2 separate regions of the Homo sapiens genome follow, and region 2 is linked to region 1. A link is a loop called in an ENCODE intact Hi-C map of the cell type or tissue named here. Cell type or tissue: CD4-positive, alpha-beta T cell. All regions are shown on one strand. Each heading gives the region's core, and the rest is flanking DNA. Links, peaks and the distances in the headings are about the cores only. Region 1 holds the start of TMEM35B (transmembrane protein 35B). Region 2 has its middle 22 kb from the start of SFPQ.

Region 1 (11,052 bases), core at 2,549-7,548:
ATGGATCTTTGTCCACTTGCCTAATTATGTCCTTAGGATAAATCCTAATCAGTGGAAGTGTTGATTCAAAGACTATCATCTTTTTTTTTGTTTGTTTTTGTTTTTGAGACAGAGTCTATCTCTGTCACCCAGGCTAGAGTGTAGTGGCGCGATCTCGGCTCACTGCAACCTCCACCTGCCAGGTTCAAGCGATTCTCCTACCTCAGCCTCCTGAGTAGCTGGGATTACAGGCACCTGCCACCATGCCCAGCTAATTTTCTTTTGTATTTTTAGTAGAGACGGGATTTCACAGTGTTGGCAACGCTGGTCTCAAACTCGTGACCTCATGATGTGCCCGCCTCAGCCTCCCAAAGTGCTGGGATTACAAGCGTGAGCCACCGCGCCGGCCTATCATCTATTCTTAAGTATTTTGATACCTGTTGCCTAAATTGCCCTCCTGAAAAGTTACATCAATGTATGCTCCAACCAGCAGTGTTCAGGAGGATCCATTTCTCTACAACCTCACTGACACTGAGTATCAAAATTCAGAAAGGTTGAATATACAGTACAGTCAATACTAGTATACTCTTCATCCAGATTAATGAAATGTTAACTTTTTGCAATATTTATTTTCTTTTTTTTTCTGGATTGTTTGAAAGTAAAACATTATTTTTCTGTCTCTTTTTCTTCCTTTTCTTTCTTTTTTTTGAGATGGAGTTTCACTCTTGTCTCCCAGGCCGGAGTGCAATGACATGATCTCGGCACATTGCAACCTCCGCCTCCCGGGTTCAAGCGATTCTCCTGCCTCAGCCTCTCAAGTAGCTGAGATTATAGGCATGTACCACCATGCCTGGCTAATTTTGTGTTTTTAGTAGAGACGGGGTTTCACCACGTTGGCCTGGCTGGTCTCGAACTCCTGACCTCAGGTGATCTGCCCGCCTTGGCCTCCCAAAGTGCTGGGATTACAGGTGTGAGCCCCATGCCTGGCCTTTTTTTTCTTTTTCTTTAAAAAAATTTTTTGACACCAGTGTCACTCACCAATAAAAAATTTATTCTTTTTGTTTTTTTTTGAGACGTAGTCTCAAGAGTGCAGTGGTGTGATCATGGCTCTCTGCAGGCTCAACCTCCTGGGCTCAGGCAATCCTCTTGCTTTAGCTACCCAAGTAGCTGGGACTATAGGTGTGTGCCATTGCATCCAGCCAATTTTTTTTCTTCTTCTTTTTTTTTTTTTAATGTAGAGATGGAGTTTCGCCATGTTGCCCGGGCTGGTCTCTAACTCCAGGGCTCAAGTGACCCACCCACCTTGGTGTCCCAAAGCACTGGGATTATAGGTGTGAGCCACCCTGCTCAGCCAAAAAGTTTATTGTTAATTTGATGTGTATCATGGTCTTCAGCCCTAATTTCAATAACCTATTGGGTGCTTGGGATTACTTGTACATGTACCACATCCTACAGTTTTATTATACCTAGTGATCAAGCTTTGGGCAAAGGAGAAATTCAGTTTTCAGTAGCATCATTGGAAGTATTATGACTTGTGCTTAAACTTTTACCAGTGCATTCTTTTGATAAATAGAAATAGTAACAAAATATGAATTTTAAATATGTGGGGAGATACATAAAGAACATTGCTTATTTGTTCTTGAAAATAACAGTGATTCAAATATTTCATTCAGATTTACCTATGCCTAATGAAAAAAATGATGCAGAACTTGATTCTCCACCTTCAAAGAAAAAAAGATTAGGTTTTTTCCAGACTTATGATACAGAATATTTAAAAGTTGGTTTTATTATCTGTCCTGGATCAAAAGAAAGTTCACCAAGGCCACAGTGTGTCATTTGTGGAGAGATCTTATCCAGTGAAAACATGAAGCCAGCAAATCTTTCTCATCATTTGAAGACAAAACATTCAGAATTAGAAAACAAACCAGTAGATTTTTTTGAACAAAAATCTTTAGAAATGGAATGTCAAAATAGTTCTTTAAAAAAGTGTTTACTAGTTGAAAAGTCACTTGTGAAAGCTTCTTATTTAATTGCTTTCCAAACTGCTGCAAGCAAGAAGCCATTCTCCATTGCTGAAGAATTAATTAAACCATATTTAGTAGAAATGTGTTCAGAAGTTTTGGGTTCAAGTGCTGGAGACAAAATGAAAACTATTCCACTTTCTAATGTTACAATTCAACACAGGATTGATGAACTATCTGCAGACATTGAAGACCAGCTGATTCAAAAGGTCAGAGAGTCAAAGTGGTTTGCCCTTCAGATAGATGAGTCATCAGAAATCTCAAATATCACACTTCTTTTGTGCTATATTCGTTTCATTGATTATGATTGTCGTGATGTAAAAGAAGAATTATTATTTTGCATTGAAATGCCTACTCAAATAACTGGCTTTGAAATATTTGAACTAATAAATAAATATATTGATAGTAAATCTCTGAATTGGAAACATTGTGTTGGTCTCTGTACCGATGGGGCTGCAAGCATGACTGGCAGGTATTCTGGTTTAAAAGCAAAAATTCAAGAAGTTGCCATGAATACAGCGGCATTTACACATTGTTTTATTCACCGTGAACGTTTAGTGGCAGAAAAGTTGTCTCCATGTTTACATAAAATTCTTTTGCAGTCAGCACAAATTTTAAGTTTTATAAAGAGCAATGCATTAAATTCACGTATGTTAACAATTTTGTGTGAAGAGATGGGATCTGAGCATGTGAGTTTACCGCTTCATGCTGAAGTACGTTGGATATCAAGAGGGAGAATGTTAAAAAGATTATTTGAATTACGACATGAGATTGAAATATTTTTAAGTCAAAAGCATTCAGATTTGGCCAAGTATTTTCATGATGAGGAATGGGTTGGAAAGCTGGCCTACTTATCAGATATATTTTCACTTATAAATGAATTAAATTTAAGTCTCCAAGGAACTTTGACTACTTTCTTCAATTTGTGTAATAAAATTGATGTATTTAAGAGAAAGTTAAAAATGTGGTTGAAGCGCACACAAGAGAATGATTATGACATGTTCCCTTCATTTTCTGAATTCTCAAATTCATCAGGCTTAAATATGACAGACATCACAAGGATTATTTTTGAGCACCTGGAAGGACTTTCTCAAGTGTTCAGTGACTGTTTTCCACCAGAACAAGACTTGCGTTCAGGAAATTTGTGGATAATTCACCCTTTTATGAATCACCAAAATAATAATCTCACCGACTTCGAAGAAGAAAAGCTAACAGAGCTATCTTCAGATTTAGGATTACAAGCACTATTTAAATCAGTGTCTGTAACTCAGTTTTGGATAAATGCAAAGACAAGTTACCCAGAACTCCATGAAAGGGCAATGAAATTTTTATTACCCTTTTCAACTGTTTATTTATGTGATGCTGCCTTTTCAGCTTTGACTGAGTCAAAACAAAAAAATCTGTTGGGTTCTGGCCCTGCCCTAAGACTTGCAGTCACATCTTTAATTCCAAGGATAGAAAAATTAGTGAAGGAGAAAGAGTAGCAATATGCACATTGCTTAACAGTGAAGTCAATAATCCTGTGTTAAGTTTTGTATAAGTATCCTAAAAGATAATTTCCTAATGTGGATTTGTGTTTTCAGTGATTAAATGTTTTAATAATTTTTCCCTTTTTGTTGAGGAATTTAATAATTATGATTGTTATAAATAATTATGTATAATTATAATCTAGGGTAGAAAATTTAGTTATTTCATTAAATTTGGACTAGTGACAAAGACTGCAGGTAATGAGAAGCCCAGTTTATAATGTAACAGCACAACCTGGATGTTGAAACAGCTTGGCCTTTAGAAGCAAGTGGAACATTTCAGTCTTCTAGCCAACCAGCTACTTACCCCTGCAAGGTTGTGAGTAGGTGGAAAAGATAGATCTTTTTTTTGAGATGGAGTTTTGCTCTTGTTGCCCAGGCTGGAGTGCAATGGCGTGATCTTGGCTCACTGGAACCTCTGCCTCCTAGGTTCAAACAATTCTCCTGCCTCAGCCTTCCAAGTAGCTGGGGTTACAGGCATGTGCCACCATGCCCGTCTATTGTATTTTTTTTAGTAGAGACGGGGTTTCACCATATTGGTCAGGCTGGTCTCTATCTCCTGACCTCAAGTGATCCACCTGCCTCGGCCTCCCAAAGTGCTGGGATTACAAGTGTGAGCCAACGTGCCCAGCTGGAAAAAGATAGATCTAAGCAGCTTGGGTAACTATAAATGGAAGCAGCAGGGGGATTTGAGACCCCTGCTTGGGGCCTTTCTGGCCCAATATACCAGGGCTTAGCAAACTTTTTAAATAAAGAGCCAGATAGTAAATATTTTCAGCTTTGCAGGCCATACTGTCACAACTACTCAATTCTGCAGTTGCAGTGCAAAAGCAGCCATAGACAATATGCAGATAAGTGTGGCTGTTTTTAAATAAAACTTATTCATGAACACTGAAATATGAATTTCATATAATTTTCCTATGTCACACAAGCTTCTTTAAAAAATGTTTTTATCATAAAAAATGTAAACAAACATTATTAGCTTGGGGGAAGGGGAGAAGCATGGAAAAAAATCAGACATCTGGCCAAATTTGGCCCATGGTTTGCCCATCCCAGCTTTAGACAGATTTCCAGGTAAGAGCAAATGGGCCAGGAGTGGACTGTAGGGCTTGGTTCAGTGAAAGCCTCTCTATCCATGCAAGTATCTGAATTTTCAAACACCTTTCACATTTCATTGTCAGCCGAGATAAATTAGAGGGAAAAGATATCTCAGGCAAAGAGACTTATTTAATAATTAATGGTTATTGATTTATTACAATTTTATAAATTAATTTACTAATTTACAAATAACTTTCTGAGCTCTTACATGTGCAGGCACTGTGCTAGGCCTGTTACAAACTCTGGAGAACTGAGTTATCCCCATATACAGATGCAGATACTGAGGCCCTTTGGGGTGGGTGACAGCTCAGATCCCACAGCTAGTGTGGCACAGGCAGGAACGAAGCCCGGGGTCTTTTGATGGTAGCTGAACCGCACCCAGACACCCACCCGTGTCTGCCAGCACTCCGTATTGGCTGGGAAACACTCCCTGAATCCAAAGGTGCCTGTTTAGTCAGTTACCAGCCAGTGGTCCTCAAGTGTCCCCACCTGTAAGATGGGGGCGCCCTGCCCCAGTACTGCAGCCTCGCGACCCCCTGGAGGGTGGGGGACGGTAGCTCAGGCGAGAGTCTTCCGGCTGCCCCGGGGAGGGAGGAAATGAGCCGGCGGCAGGGGCGGGTTTTCGGCGGGGCCAACCCACGGTGGGGGGAGCGCGGCCATGGCGCTCCTGCTTTCGGTGCTGCGTGTACTGCTGGGCGGCTTCTTCGCGCTCGTGGGGTTGGCCAAGCTCTCGGAGGAGATCTCGGCTCCAGTTTCGGAGCGGATGGTGAGCGGCGCGGGCGGGCGGCAGGGGATCGGGCCCGCGGCGGCGTGTGCTCCGCCCTGCCGCTCCTCGCCCCCGGCCCGGCAGGCCGCCTTCGGGCTTCCGAGGCTCAGCTGGAGCTGGGGGAAAGCGCCTGGCTTTCGACTGAGGCGCAGGTCCTGCCTGGGGAGTTCCTCGAGTTCTCTGGATCTTCCCTAGACGGAAGGGGACAGAACCTCCCCTTCCTGCAGAATATTGGTGGCCCCAGGCAAATCTAGAGCCTTAGGAGGTCCCTCCCACCCCCCCGGACCCTGGGGGAGGATGATGCGGTGGGAAAATGAGCTCACTTCCCGCTCTCTTCCCTCTTTTCGCCGTTTGCTTCAGTTTTTGGGAGGTTCGTGGGGTTGGGGTGTAGTAATCCTGGCTTTGCAGGGAAGGAAGCCCGCCCTGAAGGGCAAGTATATCTGCTAAAGATTGCACATCTAGTCAGGAAGCAGGACACAAGCTAGACACTCCTAACTCGGAACCCAGAGAGGGAAGCCTCTCTCGGAAGCCTGAGAGGGATGCCCTGAAGTCGTCTTTCAGCCTTCTGTCTAGTTCCAGACTCATGGGAAAGCTTTCATATCCTGTTCACCAATCTCCCCAGTCCCTCAAAAGAGCCAGACTTGTAGACCTCTGCTGGCATCTCTCTCCAAGGCCTGGATAAATCCCCAGAGACAGACAGCTTAGAGCTGCTTCCCAGCAGAGCTGAGGAGGGGAGGTAGAGCTGAGGAGTGGGAACAGGAAAAAGTATCCCCGAAAGTAAGGATGAAGTTGTCATTTGGCTCAGGGGAGGGCCTGCCTTGACAAGAAGAGTCACTTTGAGCCCACCTAACTCTGCCTCACCTCCAAATATTCCCTGTACAGCAGCCTTAAGAGAAACCAGGCCAGACACAAAGAAGGAAACTGTGGAATTCCCCAGGCCTTGGCACTAGGGAGCCAAGCCCAGCCCCCTCCTCCTGGGATTTGGGGCTGGGTTGTAATCTCTTGAGAGGTCTAGTGAGAAGATCAATCTCTGTACCACTTGGAGCATGGAGCCTGTTTCCTGATTCCAAAGCTCAGCGCCACAGGGCAGCCCTCTCCTCTTCAGGCTGACCTCAGCCCTGGACCTGACCTAGAGTAGTAGTTCTTTTCTCTGGGAAGTTGAGGGCACAGGCATAGATATGCCATGGAGCATCTGGGGAGCTCATCCTTGTTGAACAATGAGGCTAACAGGCATTCCTTGCCACCCCTAGAATGCCCTGTTCGTGCAGTTTGCTGAGGTGTTCCCGCTGAAGGTATTTGGCTACCAGCCAGATCCCCTGAACTACCAAATAGCTGTGGGCTTTCTGGAACTGCTGGCTGGGTTGCTGCTGGTCATGGGCCCACCGATGCTGCAAGAGATCAGTAACTTGTTCTTGATTCTGCTCATGATGGGTAAGGGGGCCAACTGGCCTGAGAAAATGGGGTCTTCTGGGGGAGGATTATGGAAAGACCTGGCTGTTCCCCCTTACTGTTGCCACCCTTCTTTTTTCTCTGGGATCAAGAGCACTTTCTGCTCTACCACAGTTTCCATGGTCTTCAAACTAGCACAGGTATTTTTTTTTTTTTTTTTTTTTTTTTTTGAGATGGAGTCTCGCTCTTTCGCCCAGGCTGGACTGCAGTGGCACTATCTCTGCTCACTGCAACCTCCGCCTCCTGGGTTCACACCATTCTCCTGCCTCAGCCTCCCGAGTAGCTGGGACTACAGGCGCCTGCCACAGCGCCCGACTGATTTTTTTGTATTTTTAGTAGAGACAGGGTTTCACCATGTTAGCCAGGATGGTCTCGATCTCCTGAACTCGTGATCTGCCCGCCTTGGCCTCCCAAAGTGCTAGGATTACAGGCTTGAGCCACTATGCCCGGCCTAGCACAGGTACTTTTTAAACTTAATGTGCTAGAACATTATCACATGTTAAGTGTACCTTCTACCTCCTCAATTCTAATGGCTGCATAGTATTGCCTTGTGAAGATATATTGCAAGCTCAGCGCCTCTGCTCCTTCCTCCACACATCCACTCCTAGGATGAGGGGATGGAGGAGCAGCTGCCATTTGATGCATGTGTCTGGCAGATTGGTGTAGAGAGCAGGGAAGCTGGAGAACCTTGAACAGGAAGGCAGAGAATTTCCCTAGGGAGTCCCCCTCAAGTAGCTCTGCCCACAGGAACTGCTGATGTACAAAGACAGCTGTTGCTTCAAAGGCCAGATATCTTCAGGCTCTTCTATATGCCCTGGCATCTGTTACCATTGCTGCCACTGCTACCAGGCTTGCTTCCATCTCTGGAGCTTCTCCCATTTTCAGATCTTTCCCATACCTCCAACCAACAGCCCCTGGGCTAGTCCTTCCCTCCATCTTAATCTTAGTAGATGTAGGATTAAGAAAGGAGAAGGGGCCAGACACGGTGGCTCATGCCTGTAATCCCAGCACTTTGGGAGGCCGAGGCGGGCGGATCACAAGGTCAGGAGTTCAAGACCAGCCTGACCAACATGATGAAACCCCGTCTCTACTAAAAATACAAACATTAGCCGGGCGTGGTGGTGCGCGCCTGTAATCCCAGCTACTCAGGAGGCTGAGGCAGGAGAATCGCTTGAAGCCAGTACCCAGAACCCAGTAGCCCAGCTACTCAGAAGGCTGGCAGGAGATCACGCCATTGCACTCCAGCCTGGGTGACAGAGCAAGCCTCTGCCTCAAAAAAAAAAAAAAAAAAGGAAAGGAGAAGGATCAGGGAGATTTTTTTTTCTAAAATCTATCCACTCTAGCCACTGCCCTATTTGGCTGGGTCATTCCCGTTTCTTTCTTGTCCTCTGAGAGGGGCAACTGTTGCCACTGCTGCTGTTGTTCAAGAGGCTTCTAATTTCCTGGTCCTGCTTTCTCCAGGAGGCTAGAGATGAATGCCGCTAGTTTTGGGAATGTGCGTTAGGAGTGGTGGGGGTGTTTAATGGGAGGGCTTGGGCTGGAGTGGGTCAGCCTAAACTAGAGAGCCCTGAGCTCCTGGATCTCCTGGGTTCTTCCAAGGAGCCTCAGGGACCTCACTTTCCATTCCAGGGGCTATCTTCACCTTGGCAGCTCTGAAAGAGTCACTAAGCACCTGTATCCCAGCCATTGTCTGCCTGGGGTTCCTGCTGCTGCTGAATGTCGGCCAGCTCTTAGCCCAGACTAAGAAGGTGGTCAGACCCACTAGGAAGAAGACTCTAAGTACATTCAAGGAATCCTGGAAGTAGAGCATCTCTGTCTCTTTATGCCATGCAGCTGTCACAGCAGGAACATGGTAGAACACAGAGTCTATCATCTTGTTACCAGTATAATATCCAGGGTCAGCCAGTGTTGAAAGAGACATTTTGTCTACCTGGCACTGCTTTCTCTTTTTAGCTTTACTACTCTTTTGTGAGGAGTACATGTTATGCATATTAACATTCCTCATGTCATATGAAAATACAAAATAAGCAGAAAAGAAATTTAAATCAACCAAAATTCTGATGCCCCAAATAACCACTTTTAATGCCTTGGTGTAAGTATACCTCTGAACTTTTTTCTGTGCCTTTAAACAGATATATATTTTTTTTAAATGAAAATAAAACCATATATCCTATTTTATTTCCTCCTTTTAAAACCTTATAAACTATAACACTGTTTCATGTCTCTTTTGCCTCATTGCTGTTAATGGCTGCATAGTATTCCATTGCAAGGATGTACTATAATGTATTTAATCCCCCATGAGGAACATTTGGGTTATTCTCAATTTTTTGCTCTCGTAAGCCTCACAGTAAATCACTTTTGCATACTTATTTTCTTCCCCTAGAAGTGAGGGTGCTGGTTCAAAACACATGCATGTTTTTAAGGTTTTTAATACATATTTAAAACGTACAGGTTCTGTATGCAGAGCTTAAGTACTTGCTTCTGCCTATGCCCTTTGAGACATATTAGAGATTCCCTCCCACTCCTTTTTTTCTCTGACATATTAGATGTGCAGAGCTAACAGGTAGGCATTGAGTCATTTGACAGGACCTGAAATCAAGCTCTGGTGGTGATCTGTGGCACCCAGTCCAGTGCTCCTTGACACCTACGTGGAGATGAGGGACAGCCAACTCCATGAAATGCTGAATGGTACAGCAGGGCCCAAAGCCTGGGAGGAATCCCAGAGGTCCTTGGGGGTAGGAAGGGTGCATATGTGTGACAGTTCTCAGGGGAAAAGTGGACAACACGTTAGGGCACCTGCTATTATGTCACCACCATCTTTATCTTAGGTTGGCAGGGCTGTGGGCTTTTGGGAAGTGATGTACCTCCCATGAGGGACTATAGTGAGAAACAGTTCACTTATTTATGCAAATATTCTAGCTATCAGCCTACAGATTGCTTTGAGGGTGGAAAAGAAGTCTCTATTACTCCATTTCATGTTCACTACAAAATGCTAATTCCCATTCTGACTAGTGTGAACCTCAGGCAAGGTGACACTCTCAGTTGGATTTTTTTCTTCTGAGTCTGAAAGCATAGTGGTGTAGTCTGCCTATAGTAAGGATAGATAGATTACACTAAATAAATGGTAGTGTCAAAACAATAAGGAAACCTTTTCTCTCATGTAAGAGGTCCAGAGATAACCACTTCAGTTTCAATGTTGGTCAGTTTGCCTAATGATGGCATCAAGAATCAACATTCTTTAAACTTTCTGCTCTGCTGCTTTCAGTGTATTGGCTATTGCCCTCAGAATTGCGAAATAGCTGCAGCAGCTCCAGACAGTGCATTTGCTATAATATTGAAAGGTGAAAAGAGAGGAAGGGTGCCTTAGAAGACCCTAGATTTGGCTGGGCGCGGTGGCTCACGCCTGTAATCCCAGCACTTTGGGAGGCCGAGGCGGGTGGATCATGAGGTCAGGAGATCGAGACCATCCTGGCTAACAAGGTGAAACCCCGTCTCTACTAAAAATACAAAAAATTAGCCGGGCGCTGTGGCGGGCGCCTGTAGTCCCAGCTACTCGGGAGGCTGAGGCAGGAGAATGGCGTGAACCCGGGAAGCGGAGCTTGCAGTGAGCCGAGATTGCGCCACTGCAGTCCGCAGTCCGGCCTGGGCGACAGAGCGAGACTCCGTCTCAAAAAAAAAAAAAAAAAAAAAAAAAAAAAGAAGACCCTAGATTTTCGCATGGATCTCACTGGGCAGAGCTATGTCCCATTTCCATTCCTAGACTAATGACTGGCAGGAGAATGGAATTCCCATGATGGACTTAGACTAAGATTTACCCACACTGGTCAGCAAGGAAGAAGAGGGGGTAGACAATGGTTTCTGTCACTTACTAGCTTATTTGAAAACTATGGATAATGATAGTAACTATTTCATAGCCTGGCACATAGTAAATGTTCAGTAAATGCTAGTCATTATTAAATATTGATTTGTTTTACAGATGAGAAAATGCATTTGGAAAGCTTGAGTGCCTATATATCAGACCTGGAACTAGAACTAAGTCCTAATTGATTCCAGAACTCAAACTTTTCACTGCACCAGCTGCCAAAGCTGAAAATGGACAGGCATGGCACCCCAGCTCTCTTCAATCTGAGGGTAGATGGGATGACCTGTCTGGGGTGATGAAATCTGCTCTGCTTTCCCAGCATTTCCCCTCTGATTGGAATTTTTTTTTTTT
Region 2 (11,052 bases), core at 1,506-6,505, 190 kb before region 1:
CTGTATTACAGACACAGAACCAGATTAAGTATAATTCAGGATCCTATTGTGACTTGGCAGTGCTGCTTTCAGTCTCAGTTACTGATCAATTTTTATGGTCCATTTTAGATATTTGCCTTCACTGTAATTTTTATTTCTAAAATTAGCATGTTATTTAGCAATTACTACCTACATCTTGATTGGATTTCAGACATAGCATTTTGTATTTCCAACTTCTGTATGTACGAATTATAAGATGATGTTTATGAGATAGTCACACATCGCTTCACAAGTAAGTATAGTCAAATAACAATATAGTAATATCCCCTTATCTGCAACCATGGTTAACCACAATCTCAGAGTTATTAATTTTTAAATTGTGTGCTTTTCTGAGAGGCATCCTGTCCTTCCCACCTTGGGCAGAATACTGATGGGAATGTTGGATACAGCATATACATGCTGTATATGCTATTTGCCATCCAAAAAGGCCATGTAGGCTAGGCTAGGCTTTGGTACCATTTGTGATTTTGGGCATCCACTGTGGGGGGGTCTTGGAATGTTATCTCCTCACAGACAAGGGAGGACTCTACTGTGTTTTTGATTGGTCTGAGTAATAACGAAGGGCTGTCAATTTCTCAAAGTCAAATAAAATTTGATAATGGAGTGTGAAATGGGTAATTTTTGAGAATATCTAAATGTAAGGAAAAATCTGGAACTGACTTAAAAGCTGTTAGTAAAAATTGTACACAAATTATCTGTCCCCTTCACTCTTGGAGCCCTTATACTAAAACTTGCCAAGCTGTTAGTCTCGCACACTAATTATTATTATTACTATTTTTTGAGACTGAGTCTCTGTTGCCCAGACTGGAGCGTGGTGGCACCATCTCAAAACGTTCAATGCCACCTAGGTTTCACCACGTTGGCCAGGCTGGTTTCAAACTCCTGACCTCAGGTGAACTGCCCACCTCGGCCTCCCAAAAGTGCTGGGATTACAGGTGTGAGCCACCACGCCCGGCCTCACACAAACATTCCAGTTTTACAGTATGTTCTGCCAAAGCAAGCGCTCACTAAAGCATTGGTTCAGGACGAGATCTGAGGCTCATGCTTAAAGGTAATTTGTGTTGCTGTGTTTGCCTGTGGACTTTAATTTGGGGCCTCATTACTAATATTGCAGGATTTCAGGAAGTTAATTATTTTGCTTCAATTGAGCAGAAAAAAATTCAGGTTTGCTTGAGATTATTTGAAATAGCCACAAAGAAAGAGTTGAGGTACATCATCTACTCATCCCGTGAAATATTTTTTCTTTTTTTTTTTGAGGTGGAGTCTCGCTCTGTCGCCCAGGCTAGAGTGCAGTGGTGCATTCTCGGCTCACTGCAAGCTCTTCCTCGGGTTCATGGCATTCTCCTGCCTCAGCCTCCCGAGTAGCTGGGACTACAGGCACCTGCCAGCACACCCGGCTAGTTTTTTTGTATTTTTAGTAGAGACTAAAAATGTTAGCCAGGATGGTGTCGATCTCTTGACATTGTGATCCACCCGCCTCGCCCTCCCAAAGTGCTGGGATTACAGATGTGAGCCACCGCACCGGCCAATATGAAATTTGTATTGAGAAGTTGTGTACAGTTACTCCCAGGAATGAGACCAAGATCTGGTCAATTTTTTTCATACTGTGTTTTTTAAATAATCAGGTCAGCTTACACCCAAATCAAGAATCTTCTTGGAGTCATTGTTTGGCTCAATTCTGTTAATACTTGGTTTTCCCTCTTGTGGATCTGAAGCCTTGTGGTTCTCAAGGCAAAACCAATATAAAGTATATTATAGTGGTTAGGGGTATGTGAGGTCATTATTTCTGCAATTTGCCTGGCTGCGTTATCTTGTAAGTTTGTTTAGTTGTAGTTTGCTCATCTGCAAAACACCTTTTTCATAGGGTCATTGAGATAGAAAGTGATGCAAAAACATTTAGCAGTGCCTAAAGATGCAAAAGGAGCACATGGTATTTTCAAGTCTCTACCAGTGATAAGGTTCACAGGCAAAAACGATATTTCCCTTAGTATACCATGTAATCAGAAGAGCCTGATTAGCAGTTTTTTGATAGCAGGGAGAAAATTTAACTTGCAGATCATGTAGTCCATAGGGAACAATTAGAAAGAGCCTAAGTACTGAAAGGGATGGAAGTCCCAAGGAGAGGCCATCTGTTGCCAGTGTACTTAACCTCAAATGATAAGTAGAATTAAGTACAAGAATTGCTGCATAGCAGAGTTGTTGATTAGTTGGTATGTTAAGTACTTGACACAATACCTGACTCAGGTGTTCTAAAACAATAAGGGTGGAGAAGCCTAGAACTTAAACATGGCAAAGTCCACATTTTAACAAAATAGTGGGCACATAATGTTTTGTATCTAAAACAGGTTTAGTTCTAAACAGACTTGAAGAAACAGCACTATTGAAATAACTAAAGGATTCAGAGGTAAAGAAATTGTGGAAAGAATACACATAATTGGGGAAATATTCCATAATAACATTGTTAACATGGTAATACTTCACTAGGCTGCAGATTCAGCATAATCCTAGCCAATTTCTTGAAATTGATAAACTGATTGTGAAATTCACATAGAATATTGTAAGAGACCCAGAATAGCCAAAACAATCTTGGAAACAAATCTTGAACAAAGTCGAATTCACACTTCTGATTTCAAAACTTACTACAAAGCAATGGTAATCAAGGCTGTTGTACTAGCACAAGCATAGATGTAGAGTAATAGAATTGAGAGTCCAGAAATAAACACTCACGCATATGGCCAGCTGATTTTCAACAAGGGTACCAAAATCATCCGATAGAGAAATAATGGTGTTTTCAACAAGTGGTGCTGGGAAACTAGGTAGCCACATGTAAAAAAAGTTAGACCACACCTCACACCATATACAAAAATTAAAAAATGGATTGAAGCCCTAAATATGAGAACAAAAACTAAATATTTGCAAATCGTGCAGCTGATAAGGGATTTGTATGTAGAATATATAAAGAATTCTTAGGACTGGCTGGGCATGGTGGCTCATACCTATAATCCTAGCTGAGGCAGGAGGATCTCTTGAGGCCAGGAATTCAAGACCATCCTGCACAGCATGGCAAGACCCTGACTCTATAAAAAATTTAAAAATAAGGTGGGTGTGGTGGCACCTGCCTGTATTCCCAGCTATTCAGGAGGCTGAGGTGGGAGGATCACTTGAGCCCAGAAGGCTGAGGCTGCAGTGAGCTGTAATGGCACCACTGCACTCCAGCCTGGGTGACAGAGCAAGACCCTGTCTCAAAAAAATGAAAAAAATAATATTTAGTAAACACACTTAAGACATAGGCACTGATGCCTGTAATCCCAGCACTTTGAGAGGCCAAGGCAGGCAGATCACTTGAGGCCAGGAGTTCAAGACCAGCCTGGCTAACATAGTGAAACCCCGACTCTAGTAAAAATACAAAAAATTAGCCAGGTGTGGTGGCTGGTACCTGTAATCCCAGGTACTCAGGAGGCTGAGACAGGAGAATCATTTGAACCCAGGAGGTGGAGGTTGTGCACTCCAGCCTGGGCGACAGAGCAAGACTCCGTCTCGAAAAAGGCAAGGTGAATAGATATTTCTCAAGGAAGATTAGTAAGTGGCTAATAAGCTCCTGAAAAGATGCTAGACATTATTAGTCATTAGGGAAATCCAATCAAAACCCTTTACACTCATTAGGCTAGAATCAAGGCCAGGCTTGGTAGCTCACGCTTGTAAAACCAGCACTTTGGGAGGCCAAGGCGGGTGGGTCACTTGAGGTCAGGAGTTTGAGACCAGCCTGGCCAACATGGCAAAACTCTACTGAAAATACAAAATTAGCCAGGTGTGGTGGCGCATGCCTGTACTCCCAGCTGCTTGGGAGGCTGGGGCAGGAGGATCATTTGAACCTGGGAGGTGGAGTTTGCAGTGAGCTGAGATCGTGCCACTGCACTCCAGCCTGAGTGACAGAGTGAGACTCCATCTTGGGCGGGGGAGGCGGGGGGCAGAAATGGGAACCCTCATACATCACTGGTGGAAATGTAAACTGGTGCAGCCATGTTGGGAAACAGTCTCGCAATTCGGCAAATAAACATAGGGTCACCAAGTGACCCAGCAATTCCAATGCCCAAGAGAAACGAAAACATTTGCTCAATAACTTGTATGCAGATGTTTATACCAGCATTAATAATAGCCAAAAGCGCCAGGTTTGGTGGCTCACATCGGTAATCCTAATACTTTGGGAGGCCAAGGCAGGAGAGTTGCTTGAGCCCCAGAGTTTGGGAGTAGCTAGCCTGGGCAGCATGGTGAAACCCCATCTCTACAAAAAATACAAAAATTAGCTAGGCATGGTGGCACTGTGCCAGAACACCTGAGCCCAGGAAGTCGAGGCTGTGGTGAGCTGTGATTGTGCCACCTCATTCCAGCCTAGGTGGCAGAGCGAGACCCTGTCTCAATAATAATAACTAAAAGGTAGAAACAACGCAAATGTCCATCAACTGATGAATGGATGAGCAAAATGTAGTATATCTGTACGAAAGAATATTATTAATCCATAACAAGGAATGAAGTACTGATAACATGCCACAGCATGAGTAAAGCTTGAAAACATGCTAAGTGAAAGAAGCCAGTCACAAAAGACCACATATTGTATTCACATGAAATGGCCAGAACATGGAAATCTACAGAGACAAAGTAGATTAGAGGAAGTGGCCGAGAGAGTGATGGGGAATAATAGGTGTATCATAGCTGAATGATGCAGGGTTTCTTTTTGAGGTAATGAAAATATTCTAGGCCAGGCACAGTGGCTCACGCCTGTAATCCCAACACTTTGGGAAACTGAGGTGGGTGGGTCACCTGAGGTCAGGAGTTCAAGACCAGCCTGGCCAACGTGGTGAAACCCCATCTCTACTAAAAATACAAAAATTAGCCAGGTGCATGCCTATAATCCCAGCTACTAGGAGGCTGAAGCATGAGAATCACTTGAACCCAGGAGGTTGAGGTTGTAGTGAGCCAAGATGGAGCCACTACACTCCAGCCTGGGCAAGAGAGTGAGACTCCATCTCAAAAAAATAAAATAAAATATTCTAAAATTGAGTGGTGATGGATGCACATATCTGTGAATACACTGAAAACCATTGAATTGTATAAATGGATCAACTGTTAGATGTGTGAATTATATTTAAATAAAGCTTTATTGAAAAAAGACTTGGAGTGGTGTAAGAAGAGGCCTTGGCTGGGCGTGGTGGCTCACGCCTGTAATCCCAACACTTTGGGAGGCTGAGGTGCGCAGATCACCTGAGGTCAGGAGTTCGAGACCAGCCTGGCCAACATGGTAAAACCCCATCTCTACTAAAAATACAAAAAAATTAGCAGGCGTGGTGGCACACACCTGTAATTTCAGCTGCTTATGAGGCTGAGGCAGGAGAATTGCTTGAACCTGGGAGGCGGAGGTTACAGTGAGCCAAGATCGTGCCACTGCCCTCCATTCTGGGCAACAGAGTGAGACTCCATCTTAAAAAAAAAAAAAGGTCTTATAGGCACGGGTGAGATCATAAAAGGCCTTGTAGGCCATGCTAAGTATTTTGAACTTTATCTGAAGAGCAGTGGGAATCCTTGAACAAGAGCACCTGGATTATTAAAATCACTTCCTCACTGGTTTTACCCTCTGCTGTGCTGTAGTCTGTTTCTTAGCACTACCTCTAGTTCAGTTATCTATTGCTTCCTAACACACTACCCCTAAACTCAGTGGCTTTAGACAACAACTCATTATGGTTTTCAGGGTTGGCTGGGCTTGGCCAGGCAGCTCCAGGTCAGAGGGAGGCCAGGTCTGAAGTCTTCTGAAGGCTGTTGGTGTCCAAGTCCAAGATGGCTACTTCTCTCACATGTCTGACAACTCTGCTGAGATGATTGGAACACTTACATCCTTTCTTTTTCCTTAAAGTGATTAGATGTGTCTCAATTCCTAAAGGAAAAGGGACTGGTGATTGTTTTTCAGAACAGTGAGGAAGGTGCCTTTGGACAGGGTTCTACCCTGAGGCTGTGGCATGGCGAGGGAAAAGACACGTGAATGACAGATTCTGTGGTAGTGATCACAATGGATTGGAAAGCCGACTTGCATCAAGAGAAAAGAGGAGCAAAAGAAGCCAGTCTGTATCTGAGAAGAGGGCTTTGGACTGAGCAGTAAAAAAACATTTGTGTGATGACTTCTCCCTTGGCAAGACCTAAAGAAGAAGAAGAATTGCATCTGAGAATTTATCAATATTTTATCTTATGTCTTAGGTACTCTCCATTTACCTATTGGTTTGGAACCAGGAGTTTCTTTTCATCAAATATTAAGACAAAATAAAAACCTTTGGCTGGTGAATTTAACAAAACGGTGGTAGTACCACAAGGACTACTGGAAAAAACTAAAGATGATCCTGACGATATACACCCAGTTTATTTTGTTTTCTTATTTTCTGTTTCAAACTTTTTTTTTATTTTTTGAGACAGGGGTCTCACTCTGTTGCCCAGGCTGCAGTGCAGTGGCACAATCACAGCTCACTGCAGCCTCGACTTCCCCAGCTCAAGTGATCTTCCTGCCTTAGTCCCCCAAGTAGCTGGACCCACAGGCATGCACCACCATGCCTGGCTAATTTTTTTATTTTGTAGAGATGGGCCTCACTATGCTGCCCAGGCTGGTCTCGAACTCCTGGGCTCAAGTTATCCTCCTGCCTCAGCCTCCCAAAGTGTTGGGATTACAGGTGGGAGCCACCACACCTGGCCCTTTTACTTTTTTTTTTTTTTTTTTTTGAGACCGAATCTTGCTCTGTCGCCCAGGCTGGAGTGCAGTGGTACGATCTCGGCTCACTGCAACCTCTGCCTCCCAGGTTCAAGTGATTCTCCTGCCTCAGCCTCCGGAGTAGCTGGGACTACAGGCGTGTGTCACCATGCCCGGCTAATTTTTGTAATTTTAGTAGAGACAGGGTTTCACCATATTGGTCAGGCTGGTCTCAAACTCCTGACCTCAGGTGATCCACCTGCCTTGGCCTCCCAAAGTGCTGGAAGTACAGGTGTGAGCCACCGCAGGCGGCCTCCTTTTATATTTCTTAAAAGTCTTTAACTTCAGCATTTTTTGTATCTGCCAGCACAGTTTGAATTCAGTGTCTCAGTTTATATAACCCCAATGGACTTTACCAGTATCCCTTATCCCAGTCTTCCTGCCTTTTCTCTCTCTCTGTTGACAAATAAAAATTATATATATTTATAGCATACAACATGATGTTTTGAAATATGTATACATTGTGGAATGGCAAATTGAGCTAATTAGCATATGCATCACCTCACATACTTATCATTTATTTGTATGAGAACAATTAACATTCATCCTCTTAGCAATCTGCAAGTATGCAATACATTGTTATCAACTGTAGTCACCATGGTGTACAATAGTAGAACTCTTGAATGTATTCCTCTTAACTGAAATTTTGTTGTCTCCCCAATCTTCCTTCTCACCCTCCATCCCCTGGTAACCACCATTATACTCTCTGCTTCTATGAGTTTGACTTTTTTAGATTCCACATATGAATGAGATCATGAGACATTTGTATTTCTGTGCCTAGCTTATTTCGCCCAGGTAATGTCCTCCAAGTTCATCTATGTTATCAAAGATGACAGAATTTCCTTCTTTTAAAGGCTGAATAATACTCCACTGTGTATGTATCTTACATTTTCTTTATCTGTTCATCCATCAATGGACACTTGGATTGATTCCATAGCTGCCTTCACTCCTGCACCTTTTGCTCATGACATAGTTTCCTTCCTAAAACACTCACCTGATCATTTCTCTTCAGCTTGGAATCACTTTCTCTTGTACAACAAAGTTCAAACTCCTTATCAGGTCACACAAATCTGGTTCTTTCTTTAGTTCATCTTGCATTATGCCATTAAAACTATGCTCTATGTAAACCAAACTCTCTCTTTTTTTTGAGACAGAGTCTCGCTCTGTCACCCAGGCTGGAGTGCAGTGGTGTGATCTCGGCTCACTGTAACCTCCGCCTCCCAGGTTCAAGAGATTCTTTTGCATCAGCCTCCCGAGTAGCTTGGACTATAGGCATGGGCCACCACATCTAGCTAATTTTTGTATTTTTAGTAAAACGGGGTGTCACCATATTGGCCAGCCTGGTTTCAAACTCCTGACCTGGTGTTCCGCCCACCTCAGCCTCCCAAAGTGCTGGGATTATAGGCGTGAGCCACCGCGCCCGGCCCAAACTCTCTATTTCCCTGAGTGTATCTTGGGTTTTCTTCCTCTTTGCCTCTCTACATATTGCTGCAGCTTCACCCTTCATTTGTCAGACTGGCAAAAGCCAACTTTTATATATATATTATTTTCTAGGGTACTTTTGTTATAGCAAATGCCAACTTTTTTCTTTTTTTAAATTGTAAATTGACAACTTATAATTGTATAGACTTATGAGTTCTGTGAAGAGGGTGTCGTGTGGGGAAAACATTTATAGGGTACAAAATGCTGTTACAATTTATGAATGCAATGTGAAATAATTAAATCAAGCTAGTTAACATATCCGTCACCTCAAATACTAAACATTTTTTTGTGGCAAGAACACTTGAAATTTACTTAGCAATTTTGAAATTTTCAACACTCTATTATTAACTATATTCACCAGGCTGTGCAATAGAACGCATAAAAAGAGAAAACATTCTCTCTGTTTGAAATTGTATACCCTTTGGGCCAGGCACAGTGGCTCATGCCTGTAATCCCAGCACTTTGGGAAGCTGAGGTGGGTGGATCACTTGAGGTCACGAGTTCAAGACCAGCCTGGCCAACATGGTGAAATCCCATCTCTGCTAAAAGTACAAACACACAAAAAAATTAGCTGGGTGTGGTGGTGCATGCCTGTATAATGCCTGTAGTCCCAGCTACTAGGGAGGCTGAGGCAGGAGAATCACTTGAACCTGTGAGGTAGAGATTGCAGTGAGCCAAGATCGTGCCACTGCACTCCAGCCTGGATGACAGAGCAAGACTCTCTCTCAAAAAGAAAGAAAGAAACAAACAAAAAACCGAAGAAATTGTATACCCTTTGACCATCACCTCCCCATTTCCCCCATCCTCCAGCTTCTGTCACTACTGTTCTACTCTCTGCTTCTATAAGTTCAGTTTTTAAATTCCACATATAAATGAGAACATGTGGTATTTGTCTTTCTGGGCCTGACTTATTTCACTGAGCATAATGTTCTCCAATTCCATCAATGTCGTCACAAATGTCAGAATTTCTTTCTCTCTTTTTTTTCTTTTTCTTTTTTTTTGTTTGAGATACACTCTCACTCTGTCGCCCAGGCTGGAGTGCAGCGGCGTGATCTTCGCCCTCTGAAACTTCTGCCTCCTGGGTTCAAGCGATTCTCCTGCCTTAGCCTCTGAATAGCTGGGATTACAGGCGTGCACCACCATGCCTGGCTAATTTTTGTACCTTTTTTTTTTTTTTGAGATGGAGTCTCGCTGTGTCTCCCAGGCTGGAGTGCAGTGGTACGCGATCTTGGCTCACTGCAAGTTCTGCCTCCCAAGTTCACGCCATTCTCCTGCCTCAGCCTCCCAAGTAGCTGGGACTACAGGCGCCTGCCACCATGTCCAGCTAATTTTTTTTGTATTTTTAGTAGACATAGGGTTTCACCGTGTTAGCCAGGATGGTCTCAATCTCCTGACCTTGTGATCCGCCTGCCTCGGCCACCCAAAGTGCTGGGATTACAGGCGTGAGCCACCGCGCCTGGCCTAATTTTTGTACTTTTAGTAAAGACGGGGTTTCACCATGTTGCCCAGGCTGGTCTCAAAGTCCTGACCTTAAGTGATCTGCCCACTTTGGCCTCCCAAAGCGTTGGAATTATAGGCACGAGCCACTGCACCCAGCCACAATTTCCTTTTTCTTTCTTGGAGACAGAGTCTTGCTCTGTCATCCAGGCTGGAGAGCAGTGGTGTGATCTTGGTTCACTGCAACCTCCACCTCACAGGTTCAAGCCATTCTCCTGTCTAAGCCTCCCGAGTAGCTGGGACTACAGGCGCACACCACCATGCCCGGCTAATTTTTTGTATTTTAGTAGAAACAGGGTTTCACTGTGTTGCCCAGGCTGGTCTCAAACTCCTGAGCTCAGGCAATCCACCCACCTCGGCCTCCCAAAGCACTAGGATTACAGGAGTAAGCCACCGCGCCTGGCCCAGAATTTTCTTTTTTTCTTTTTTTTTTTTTTTTGAGATGGAGTCTCACTCTGTCACCCAGGCTGGAGTGCAGTGGTGCGATCTCAGCTCACTGCAACATCCACCTCTCAGGTTCACACCATTCTCCTGCCTCAGCTTCCCGAGTCTCTGGAACTACAGGTGCCCACCACCACGCCTGGCTAATTTTTTGTATTTTTAGTAGAGACAGGGTTTTAACTGTGTTAGCCAGGATGGTCTTGATCTCCTGACTTCGTGATCCACCCACCTCGGCCTCCCAAAGTGCTGGGATTACAGGCATGAGCCACTGTGCCTGGCCCAGAATTTCCCTTTTTTTAAAGGTTGAATAGTATTCCATTATGTATATGCACTATAATTTTTTTAATCCATTCATCTGTTGATGGGCAGAGCTTGAATCCATAACTTGGCTACTGCAAATAGTGCTGCAATGAACACAGGAGTGCAGATATCCCTTTAACAAACTGATTTCAAGTCTTTTGCATTAATACCCAGAAGTGGGATTTCTGGATCATATGATAATTCTATTTTTAGTTTGGATTTTTTTTTTTTAAATCTCCATACTGTTTTCCTTTTTTTTTTTTTTTTGAGATGGAATCTCGCTTTGTTGCCAGGCTGGAGTGCAATGGCGTGATCTCGGCTCACTGCAACCTCTGACTCCCTGGTTCAAGCAATTCTCCTGCCTCAGCCTCCCAAGTAGCTGGGATTACAGGCACACCCAACTAATTTTTGTATTTTTAGTAGAGACGGGGTTTCACCATGTTGGCTGGGATGGTCTCGATCTCCTGACCTCTTGATATGCCCACTGCAGCCTCCCAAAGTGCTAGGAT

Evidence for each region. Hi-C counts contacts between places; a loop is a spot of excess contacts. Peaks named below come from ENCODE experiments on the same cell type or tissue, not always from the same donor. Only the 100,000 strongest peaks of a DNase experiment are listed, where the experiment ranks them.
Region 2: it touches region 1 in a loop (2.2-fold over the local background); 3 of 110 quality-filtered maps call a loop at or near these places.

Annotation. Positions count from the first base shown.
Region 1 is chr1:34,979,536-34,990,587 of GRCh38, reverse strand. It overlaps TMEM35B (transmembrane protein 35B), which reads left to right and starts at 5,241. Exons shown (of 3, transcript NM_001195156.2): 1 at 5,241-5,390; 2 at 6,641-6,821; 3 at 8,469-9,208. The coding sequence starts at 5,283. The coding sequence ends at 8,644. It overlaps ZMYM6 (zinc finger MYM-type containing 6), which reads left to right. Exons shown (of 16, transcript NM_007167.4): 16 at 1,653-4,423. The coding sequence ends at 3,484. RefSeq lists silencers at 5,263-5,552, 5,613-5,682. In CD4-positive, alpha-beta T cell, for the core only: a CTCF peak has its summit at 5,108; a DNase peak (open chromatin) is centred at 5,277; H3K4me3 peaks cover 2,291 bases; H3K27ac peaks cover 2,654 bases.
Region 2 is chr1:35,165,228-35,176,279 of GRCh38, reverse strand. No RefSeq gene overlaps it. Among named protein-coding and RNA genes, the nearest start is that of SFPQ, 22 kb to the left of the region's middle. In CD4-positive, alpha-beta T cell, for the core only: no CTCF peak of the experiment used is centred there; a DNase peak (open chromatin) is centred at 4,363.